2 separate regions of the Homo sapiens genome follow, and region 2 is linked to region 1. The links are chromatin loops, found by intact Hi-C in ENCODE. Cell type or tissue: HepG2. All regions are shown on one strand. Links, peaks and the distances in the headings refer to the core of each region. The heading gives the core; the rest is flanking DNA.

Evidence for each region. Hi-C counts contacts between places; a loop is a spot of excess contacts. Peaks named below come from ENCODE experiments on the same cell type or tissue, not always from the same donor. Only the 100,000 strongest peaks of a DNase experiment are listed, where the experiment ranks them.
Region 2: a loop joins it to region 1, with 2.7 times the contacts of the local background. A loop is called at or near these places in 2 of 110 quality-filtered maps.

What each region holds. Positions count from the first base shown.
Region 1 is chr9:32,248,296-32,254,122 of GRCh38, reverse strand. No RefSeq gene overlaps it. Among named protein-coding and RNA genes, the nearest start is that of ACO1, 130 kb to the left of the region's middle. In HepG2, for the core only: a CTCF peak has its summit at 2,485 (motif pointing right); a DNase peak (open chromatin) is centred at 2,452.
Region 2 is chr9:32,298,308-32,304,134 of GRCh38, reverse strand. The region is part of intron 2 of LOC107987059 (a long non-coding RNA gene); the gene reads left to right. Among named protein-coding and RNA genes, the nearest start is that of ACO1, 83 kb to the left of the region's middle. In HepG2, for the core only: no CTCF peak of the experiment used is centred there; a DNase peak (open chromatin) is centred at 3,574; H3K4me3 peaks cover 321 bases.

The sequences.
Region 1 (5,827 bases), core at 547-5,546:
AAATTCATGATGATGACAGTTGATGTTAATATGCTGGGGAGTAGGTGGTGTGTATACTTGTACTTAAAGTGAAAGATCAACCATAGAGTATCAGTGTCCATCATCTCATTCTGTGAACAATTACTGGAAATCATTTTGGCACAGAAAATAAGTTACTCATGTTCCTTCTCTGACACCCAGAAAAAACCCAGCTTGTGATTCATGTGATAATTGGCTTCTCTTCTTCTCACACGCAGGGGACTCTCCTTGGTCAGCATCTTTTCCTGTTCCCAATCTCTGCCACTTCCCTTGGTCTGTGTGGTCAACCTGCACACTCCTTAGTTCCAACAGCTACTTTACCTTTTACCTCATTTAGGTCACTGGATGTGTGCTGGTTCCCTGTACCTTAATACGTATGCCTATACGCAACTATCTCCTCCAACTTTTGCTCCAGTTCCAGACAAAGGAGGAATGATACCCCTTCTCCTTAAATCCAGCATGATCTTCCTTTTTAGTCATTCTCTCTTACTCATATCCTTATTGCTGTCTTTCCACTGTCTTTATTATTTCTTGCAGTAAATCAATATGTTCATGGGTCTTTGTCCTTAAAAAAGTCCTGTGTGGGACCCTGAATCCCCTTTTTGTTGTCTTCCTCTTTTATCCACATTTTTTTCAAAGAGTAATAATGCTATTCCCACTTCTACTATTCCAGCTTTCTTTCTTTCTTTTTTTTTGAGACGGAGTCTCGCCCTGTCGCCCAGGCCGGAGTGCAGTGGCGCCATCTCGGCTCACTGCAAGCTCCACCTCCTGGGTTCACGGCATTCTCCTGCCTCAGCCTCCCGAGTAGCTGGGATTACAGGCGCCCGCCACCATGCCCGGCTAATTTTTTTTGGTATTTTTAGTAGAGATGGGGTTTCACTGTGTTAGCCAGGATGGTCTTGATCTCCTGACCTTGTGATCCGCCCACCTTGGCCTCCCAAAGTGCTGGGATTACAGGCGTGAGCCACCGCGCCCGGCCTCCAGCTTTCTCCTCAATCCACTGCATCCTGGCAGAGGATGCCTTCATCATTCTATTGAGATTGCTTTCCCTCGATCCAATAGCTCTTTCATTGTCATATCTAATGGACATTTTTCAGGTCTATTTTACTTAACTTATGAGTTGCATGTACTTCTTTTTTTTAAACTCTGTACCTTGGATACCATGAAATTTTACTTCCTTGGTTCTTCTGCTTTGCAGACTATTTCTTTATTGTCTGTATGCTCAATAAATTTGCTTTTTTTGGTAACATATTAAGTGACTCATCTAAATGAATGATAAGTATTGTATGCACACTGGACCTATTTCTTGTTTCTTGTCAAGCTTTTAAGTTGGGTACCCAAATGAAAATCTTACTGTTAACTTCTGTTTTTTATTTGAGTATGTCAAATGTTTTAATTTAATCAATTAACTTTTCACTGACATAAGTTTAGTAGAGAAAGCATCCCCTTGGATCTGTTTACCTGTTCTTTTTTTTGCACAAAGCTGAACAGTCATTAAATCTGGGCATGAAAACAGCTAAGTCCAGAGTATTCAACTCACAGGATGGGAATAAAGAGAGCTGTTCTTTAAAAATTAGGCAAACCTTAGAAATCTGTAAATGAAAATTGAAATTTGGAGCCTAGAGGTAGAAAATGTAATTAAAGAGAATATGGAAGCTCTAAGATTTTTTTTTTTTTCTGGGCAGAAGTAAAAAATAAGCCAATCTTATTTGCCTTTTTCTCTACCAGATAAGAAGGCAATACAAAGGCTTAGAAATACAAAGTTGCCTTTGACATTTAAATATGTTTTTGACATACAGTGTAGTAATCCTTGTTGAAGTCAGAAATGTAGTGTGCAGGCATGGAGTTAAGGCTAAATTCCTTATATGTATAATTTCATTGTCATGTTTGGTAGAATAGAGAGAAAACATTAAATGTGAACATATATTCCTGTCCATCAATATTATTATCTTCTTACTGGGTAGAATTAATCTCTTAAAAATCTTGTCTAATTTAAACCACTTTGGGACATTTAAAAAAGTGTCAGTGGTTATTTCATTTGGTCAAAATTTCAAATATATACTTTTTCTTAAGAAAACTATTTAAATGCCTTGAAAAGAAGTCCATGAAGGCTTATGCAGGATAAGACAATAGCATTTATATTTATTCTTTATTTTAGCACAAGAGATTTTGTTTCCTTTCACTTGCTCACATGAAATATAGCTGGTTTATGCCCAATAAACAGCACTAGCCTTCAAAAAGAGAGTGGCAGCATGCCTGACTAATGACAGTTTAAAGCCTCTGATGCACAGGGATCAAATTAAATAAGCCTTCTGTGTTGTCAAGATTTAGAATCTACTGATGCACCGACATTTATTCATCCGCTTTTTATTTAGCTTTGAAGGCTCGCAGGTCAGTTGCGTCTGATTACTCTGGACTCCTTCCAGAACTAGCTGAGGCCAAAGGAACAGGCACAGTTACAATTCCACCAGGTGGCAGTCTTTGACGGAAAAACTTTTGTGTGCAACCACTGGTTGCTATCCTCTCCTCCTCTCCATCCCTTTCTTTTTCTCTTTCTATATTTTCCCCTCTCGTTCCTAGGAAACATTTCATTTTTCTTTATGAATGTATTTAGCATTTATTTACTTTCTTACTGTCATGATCTTCTTTCCATCTCTGGAATAATGAAGGGGATTTCTGAATACAATTGCAGCAGAAGGGACTATTCTCCTTAGTAAAAGCAGATAAATTACATAAAAGGTGACCAAATTAAAAAAAAAAAAGAATCAAATGCTAACCCCCCACCCTGCAAAAGAAAACTACATAAAATAACAGAGACCAAATGCGCTTATAATCTATCCTGTATGCCCTAAAAAAATCCATCCTGCTTTTTTTCCTGGAAAAAAGTGGTTGTTGAACTGACTACATTTGCTTCACGAACTAGTCAACAAAGCTGTCTTCTGGAGCAGACAGCTTAGACAGATCTGAAAACCTCATGTCCACTTTGCTTTTTACCTTGGAAGGATTGTTTATCGACGGGGCATGAAGATGAACAGAGAGGCCTGGTCTGCTCTTCCAGGACTGGATGGTCCCTGCATAGCAGGAGGCAGAGTTGCATAAATCAGTCTTACTAAACCACCAGGCTATGCATAGGTGAGACAGAGTTGACTGAGTCAAATAAATTGTTTTGCTCAGTCCTCACAACTGTACTTTAAATTACAATGATGAGGCCGGGTGCAGTGGCTCACGCCTGTAATCCCAGCACTTTGGGAGGCCGAGGCGGGTGGATCACGAGGTCAGGAGATGGAGACCATCCTGGCTAACACGGTGAAACCCCGTCTCTACTAAAAAAAAAAAAAAAAAAAAAAATCCAAAAAATTAGCCAGGTGTGGTGGCGGCGCCTGTAGTCCCAGCTACTCGGGAGGCTGAGGCAGGAGAATGGTGTGCACCTGGGAGGCGGAGCTTGCAGTGAGCCGCGATCTCACCACTGCACTCCAGCCTGGGCGACAGAGCGAGACTCCCTCTCAAAAAAAAAAAAAAAAAAAAAAAAAAAATTACAAATGATGAAACTAAGAATCATGTGAGCCAGCAACTTGCCAAGGCTATGTGACTGTCATCATCAGAGAAAAGACTCAGACCCAGGTCTATTTCATGCCAAGACCCTAAAGGCTGTCTAGGTTGCCTCCAGTTTAATTATGCCAGACTTTTCTCCCAATTCCTTTCCTTTCCTCCATATTAAGTCCATTCTCCACATTTTCCATATCATTTTCTTATTCTTGTATCCAATTTCTCATCCTCCAGACCTTTACCAGATTCTCATCCTAAGTTACTTGTTTTATGAGTAGCCTGTTCATGACCTCTACCTATTCATTTCCCAGTTGGGGAGTCCTCTTTTCTTCATTAATTTCTATAGGTTTTTAAAAAATATCTTAAGTACATTGCTACCTTGTCATACATATTTCAAATATTTTTTAAAATAACTTCATTAGTCTTCTTCAGTTTGCTTACGGAAACTTTTTTCTATGTAGAATATTTTATGCTTTATAAATTTGAATCTGGTAGTTATTTCTGTGATGATTCCTAGCTTTGTTGTGTTGTTTGCACAAATGTTTTCATCTCAAAATTGCAAAAAATATTTTCCTTTGTTTTCTACTAGGATTTTTGTTTTTGTTTTTTTTTTTTTTTTTTTTGGTCTTTATTGTTTGCTTTGAAATCTTTCAGGCCAAATGTGGTGGCTCACGTCTCTAATCCCAGCACTTTGGGAGGCAGAGGCAGGAGGATTTTTTGGGCCCAAGTTTTCGAGACCAGCCTGGGTAACAAAGATGTAAAAGTTCATTCTTAAAGATATAAGAAGGATAAAATTTTCCTTATAATTATATTTTTATCTTTATTTTCCTTTGTAAGCATTTTAAAAATAGATAGGACAAAGGTAAATTTAATGCACTTCCAAACTGAATTATGAAAAATAAGAGTACCAAAGACTCAATATATAGTCTAATATAAAGACTATAATATAAATACAAATACAAAATTTACAAGTATGTCTATATGTATCTTCCAAGCTCAATACACTTAGAAATGCTTCACTCATTTCCATAAGGTATCTAGCTATGATAACTTTTAAACTCTACCTACCCATTTTTAGTTGCCTTTTTTTGAAGGATGATGGGTGGATACTGACATACTCGCTGACTTTCCTGCTCCACTCTTTCTTGTGACAATGGCCTAGATTTCCTAGTATTTGGAATGCAGTGTGTTGCTTTGAATCCTGCCCAAGCTCACTCTCCTAAACTAATCTCAGATGTTTCAGGCTCATTAACTCTACACTCTTAACAAGTTAAGTTCATTTGAGTTACATTTGTTAATTTACTGTGTTAGGGAATTACTCACAATGTGTGTGGCTATGCACTAGTGGTCTGAGGGAAAGATCATTGTTTATTATCTGAGAGTCATTTCACCAAGGGGAAAATTTTGACTTCATCAGTTTTACCCATAATACCAGAATATCAGCTTTCTATACTTCCTGCATCCAGAAACAAGTTTTGAATAAAATAAAATTATCAAAGTAGTAGAGAAAACCAGTTTATCCAGGAGATCTAGTATTAAGATATGGATATTACAGCATATAAATTATGACATGATTGTTTTGAACAAAAGCAGTCATCAAATCAACATCTCTTTTGATTCAAACAGAATTACTTTTCAAACTTTGCAGGCTACAAATTGTACTTGTGTTTTAAGAATCAGATACTTAACCAAAAAGCTGAAACATACATAAAATAAAAGAACGTTTCAAGACTGCTTTAAGAAATCATGTCTTTGTTGGAGTAAGTTTTGAAAGTGGCCTGGTTTTTGTTTTAAGACAAATACCTAAATTTTATTTTAAAATCTGGCCTCATACAGAATTTGAGTTCTGACCCAGTGGTTAATTTTGAGCATGACCTGAGATCATATAGAATGTTTTGAGCTATAGAATCTGGTATTTTTCTCTTAGCTTTCAAAGAAGAGTATTTTTCTCTGTGTTTGCCTCTCTCTCTCTCTTTCTCACACACACACACACACACACACACACACACCCCCTCAGAACTGTTTTAGATTCTCTGCAATACACACTCAAACTGGAGAAAATCAAACTTCCTTTAGTTTTCAGCAATGTCCAAGTGGAAAACAAAGAAATATAGTAGATAAAGGCGCTCAACTTAAACTTTGAACCTTGGGCGACTGTAGCCAAGTACTGAGCATTCTCTGTGAGCACTTAAAAAACTTTTGACACATCAAAGAGCCAGTATTTCTGTCTGCAAGCTTGGGAAATGGAACTATATGAATTCAG
Region 2 (5,827 bases), core at 480-5,479, 50 kb before region 1:
ATCAAGACATGGATTACTATGTTTTTCTTTTTAATTTTAGATTTAGTGGGTACATGTGCAGGTTTGTTACTAGGGTGTATTGCATGATGCTGAGGTTTGAACTTCTATTGACCCTTTCACCCAAATAGTGAACACAGTACCCAATAGGTAGTTTTTCAACCCTTGGTCCGCTCCCTCCCTCCCCTCTTTCGAGTTCCAGTGCTTATTGTTCTTATGAATGACCACTTTAAAGGTGTGTAATAGATATTGCCTAATTCCTTGTAGAAAGTTTGTACCAACTTACACTATCAATAGTATAAGAAAATGCAAATTATGCTACATTCCCAATACTAGTTTCATTTTATTTTGCCTATTTTATAGGTAAAAATATAAATCATAGTTTAAGTTTTCATTTCTTTGGGCACTAATAAGGGTGAATAGTTTCTGTTGATTTGTGTTTTCGTTTTAGTTATTTGAATAAAATTGAGGTTTTCATACCTTTTTTGACCTGCTGAATTGCCTCTTTTGTTCTTTGTCAATTTTTTATTGTCATATTCTTTTTTTCTTATTGAAATTTGTGTAGTAAGAACGTTCTTCCCATTTTCTTTTTTCTAGAATGCAGAGGGAATAAAGGAATAGAAATTCAGAGAGAAGATGTAAGAGAGTGTGTAGGCTCTGAGAAAAAGAAGAAGAATGTCTGTAAGGCAGCTGCTATTCTTATCCCATTATACAGATGAAAGAAAGGACACTTATAGAATCTAACCTTTTGTAATTGTTGTAGTTGAGTTTACTTGGAGGTAGCCAGTAAATCTCAGGAGTCGGATTTAGATGTTTAGGATGCTAAAGTCTGTACTCTTGATTAAATCTTCATCCATGTCAGTATACTGATTCCTTCCTTCTCTCTTTGCTTCTACAGAAGTTACCAAGGCCATTCATTCTTTTTTGATCTTTCATGTCCACAGTAACAATGTCCACATTGTTACTGTGGACATGAAATTGGAAATGTGGTTGGAACTGGAAAAAGAGTAGGGCTGACATGATTTGATTTATCTTTTTATATCATTGTATTGTATTGTTTCACTGGTTACAACTAGCAAGTGTACTTTGAAAAATGTCAAATGAGGAAAGTGTAGTGGATGTTGCAGAAGCTTCAGTGCACGTTTCTATCCCTGTTTATTTGAGAAAAATATCCTGTTGTTGGCGTGTTGAGTGTTCTATAAATGTCAGTTAGATCTGTTAGTTGACATTGTAGTTAAGTTCTATGTCTGTTTAATAGTTCAATCATTTGTTGAGAGAAGGGTGTTCAATCTCCAGCTATAATTGTGGACTTGCTTGCTTCTCCTTTCAGTTTTATCAGTTCTTGCTTCACTTATTTTACAGTTATGCTTTTTGGTGCATACAAAAACTTAGAATTGCTATGCCTTTTTGGTGGATTGACTCTTTTATCATTATATATTGTCTCTCTTTATCTCTGGTAATTTTCTTTCTTCTACAGTCTACCTTATCTGATATTAATATCACAATTCTTGCTTTATTTTGACTAATTCTTGGTATATTTTTTCCATCACTTAATGTTTAATTTGTTATAATTTTCATGGGCTTTTAAAAAGACAGTGTCTTGGTCTGTTTGTGATGTTATAACAAAATACCTGAAAATTGAGGTTATCATACCTTTTTTGACCTGTTGAATTGCCTTTTTTGTTCTTTGTTAATCTTTTTATTAAAAACTGGGTAATTGAAACTGAACAACAGAAATTTCTCACAGTTCTAGAGACTGGGAAGTCAAAGATCAAGGTGCCAGAAGTTTCAGTATCAAGCAAAGGCCTGGTTTCTGCTTCCAAGATAGCTCTTTGAGTGCTGTGTCCTCACATGGTGGAACAGCAGAAGGGCAAACAAGGACTAAGCCATTTTCTTCAGACGTTTCATAAGGTACTAATATATTGATGGAAGTGGTTCTCTTATGACTTAATCACATCTCAAAAAGCCTCAACTCTTAATAGCACCACAATGAGGATTAAGTTTTAACATGAATTTTGGAGGAGGCAGAAACATTCAAACCATACCAGAGCATAGAATTGTGTCATTCTTATCCATTTTGCCAATTCTTGTATTTTAGCTGGTATATTTAGACCTTTTATATTTAATGTAGTTTTTGACATATTTATGTCTAAGCCTGACATTTAATTATTTATTTTGTTTGTTCTCCCTTTTTTCATTTATCTGTTTTCATTTTCTTTCTTGTGGGTTACTTCAACATATTTTAGAATTTCAATTTGATTTAGGTATAGTGCTTTTGTGTGCATCTACTGGTGTCAACATTTTAGTAGTTAAAGTGAAGAGTACCTTCATTTAGGTGTCTTTGCCCTTCCTCTTTTTAACATAATTGTCTTAAGTAATTCCTCTATATATGTTGAAAATCACATCAGATGATGTTATAAATTTTCTTCAACCATCAAAAGTAATTTAGAAAACTCAGGAGGAAAGTATATTATATTATTTATATTTTATTATTTCTCTTCTTTTTAAATTTATTTCTGATGTTCTAAGCTTGCTTTTATTATCATTTCTTTCTATTTGAAGAATTTTATTATTTTAAGGTAAGACTGCTGATGACAAATTTTCTTAGTTTTTTTAAATCTGAGAATATCTTGATTTCTTGAAAGATATTCTAGAAATCCTGGATTGACAGGTGTTTGGTTTCTTCCCCCAGCTCTTAAAAGATGTTGTGACACTTTCTCCTGGCCTCCATGGTTTCCAGTAAAAATCTACTGTCATCAAAATCATTGTTTCTCTAAGGCAATGCATCGTTTTCCTCTGCTGCATTCAATAAATTTTCTTTATGTCTAGTGTTCAGAAGTTTGATTATAATGTGTTTTGTCATGGATTTATTTGGGTTTATGCTGTTTGAGATTCATTTTGCTTTATGAATCTTTATGTTTATGTCTTTTGCCATATTAGGGAGATGTGTAAGCTCTATTTCCTTTAATACTTTTCCAGTTCCACATTCTTTCTTTTGCCCATCCAGGACTCCAATGAAATGAATGTTAGATCTTTTATTATTCTACAGATCCCTGAGGTTATGTTAATTTTTTCATCTATTTTCTTTATATGTTTAGTTTGGCTCATATTTATTGCTCTGTCTTCAAGTTTATTGACTATTTTCTCTCTCCTCTTTATTCTTCTGTTGAGCCCATTCAATGAGTTTTCTATTTTGGTCATTGTATCTTTCAGTTCTAAAATTTCCATTTGGTTTGTCTTTATATTATTTATTTATATCACTGGAACTTTCTAGTTTGCATTTTTTGTAAGCATATTCATAATTGCTTGTTGAAGGAATTATAGGATGGTCATTAAAAAATTCTCATCAGATAATCTAATATCTGTGTCGTCTTGGTATGGGCATCTGTTAATTGCCTTTTCTCATTCAAATTGAGATTTTCCTTGTTCTTAGTATGACAATAGATTTTCATGTCATTGTATTATGAGATTGTAGATCTTATTTAAATATTCTTTTAGCAGCCTGACCCCAGGAAATACTAATGGGCACAGATCAAAAGCCCTCCTCCTGCAAAGTTTGCTTTCCCTAGATGAAGGACTGGGTAAAGGGCAACTTAGCAAGAGCAAGCTTTTGTCAATAACTGCCTTATTCCAACTAAGCACCAGGGAAACCACAAATCCCCTCTTACTTTAGGCAACAAAGACTGAGTTGGGAGCCCAAACTTTTACTCTCATTTCGTGATATGAAGGCTTTGTATGATTTCTACTCTTCTAAATGTGTTGAAGTTTGTTTTATGGCTCAGAATATGACCTATCTTGGTGTATGTTTTATGTGCACTGGAAAATAATGTGTATTTTTCTATTGCTGGATGGAGGGTCCTATATGTGATTTAGGTCTAGTTGGTTTATAGTGTTTAATTCTGAAGGGAATGTTGACGTTTTCAATTAAAATTGTGGATTTGTTAATTTTCTCTTTCAGTTCCATCAGTTTTTGCCTCTATAATTGGAGCTCTGTTGTTAACTGCATACATAAATTGTTATGTATTCTTGGAGGATTGACATTATATAGTGTTCTCCTTTATTCCTAATGTTATTCATTTTCTGAAGCTTGTTTTGTCTGATAGTAATATAGTTATCCAGCTTTCATTTGTAGAATTTTTGCAAGGTATATCTTTCTCTACCCTTTTCATTTTTACTTATATGTCTTTAAACTTAAAGTCAACTTCTTGTAGATAACATATATTTTGGTCTTGCTTTTTAAATCCAATATGAAATTGTTGTCTTTTAAACTACTCTTCTTAAATCATTCACATTTAATGTGATCATTGATAGAGTTGAATTAAAATGTACCATTTTGCTGGTTATTTTCCACTTCTTCCATCTGTTTCTTTGCTTCCCTGCCCCCTTTTCTACCTAGAGCATTAAAAAAAAATTATTCTGTCTCCTCTACTGACATTATTTGTACCATTAAAAATTTTATTTTCGTTCAACCCAGGGCTTTTGACATATGTATGAAACATATCTTCAAATTATATTATACTGCTCCATGTGTAGCATGAAGACCTTATTACTGTATATTCTCAATTCCTTTTTCCCCATCCTTTGTGCTATTGTCATTTCTTTTACTATTTTTATATGCTATAAACATATAATATATTGCTATTATTTTTGCTACAAAGCAATTAAAAATAAGAAAATATTAATTTAATTTATATTTATCTATTTATTTCCTGTATTTTGATTTCTTTTGTAGATCAAATTTTCATTCTGATTAATTTAAATTTATATTTATCTATTTATTTCCTGTATTTTGATTTCTTTTGTAGATCAAATTTTCATTCTGATTAATTTAAATTTATATTTATCTATTTATTTCCTGTATTTTGGTTTCTTTTGTATATCAAATTTTCTTTCTGATATATTATTTATGCCTGAAGAATTTTTGAATTTCTTTTAAGAATTTTATTACAAGTTGACAAACTATAATTGTATATATTCATGGGGAACACAGTGATGTTATGATTTATACATTCCATGTGGAGTAATTAAGTCAAGCTAATTCACATATCCATTACCTCAAATACGTATCCTTTCTGTGATGAGAACATTTGAAATTTACTCTTTTAGCAACTTAGAAATATATAATACACTATTATTAACTATATTCACTATACTGTAGAATAGATCTAAAGAAACCTTATTCCTCCTGTCTAACTGAGACCTTGTACCCTTTGACTGTCATCTCCCCTACTCCCTAAAACTCCCAGTCTCTGGCAATCACTATTCTACTCTCCACTTCTGCAAATGTCATTGTTTTAGATTCCACATAGAAATGAGAACATGCAATATTTGTCTTTCTGTGCCTGGCTTATTTTGCTTAACACAGTGTCCTCCAGGCTCACTTGTGTTTTTGTAAATGACAGAACTCCTTTCTTTTTAAAGGCTGTATAGTATTCTATTGTGTGTATACACCACACCTTCTTTATCCACTCATCTGTTGGTGGAAACTTAGGTTGATTTCACAACTTGGCTATTGTGACTAGCGCTGCAATAAACATGGGAGTGCAGACATCTCTCTGACAAATTGATTTCAAATCAATTGAGGATAGAATCTTCCAAAACGGCTGTACAAATTTATATTTCTACGAACAGTGTACAAGGAGAAATTTAATATTTCTTGTACAGTAGGTCTGCTGGAAACAAGTTTCCTCAGTTTTTGTTTAAAAAGTCTTTATTTTTCCTTCATTTTTGAAAAATGTTTTTGCTGGGTATAGATTTTTGGGTTGAGAGATTTTTCTTTCACCACTTTAATGGTATTGTCTTCTGGCTCAGATGTTTCTGATAAGAAGTT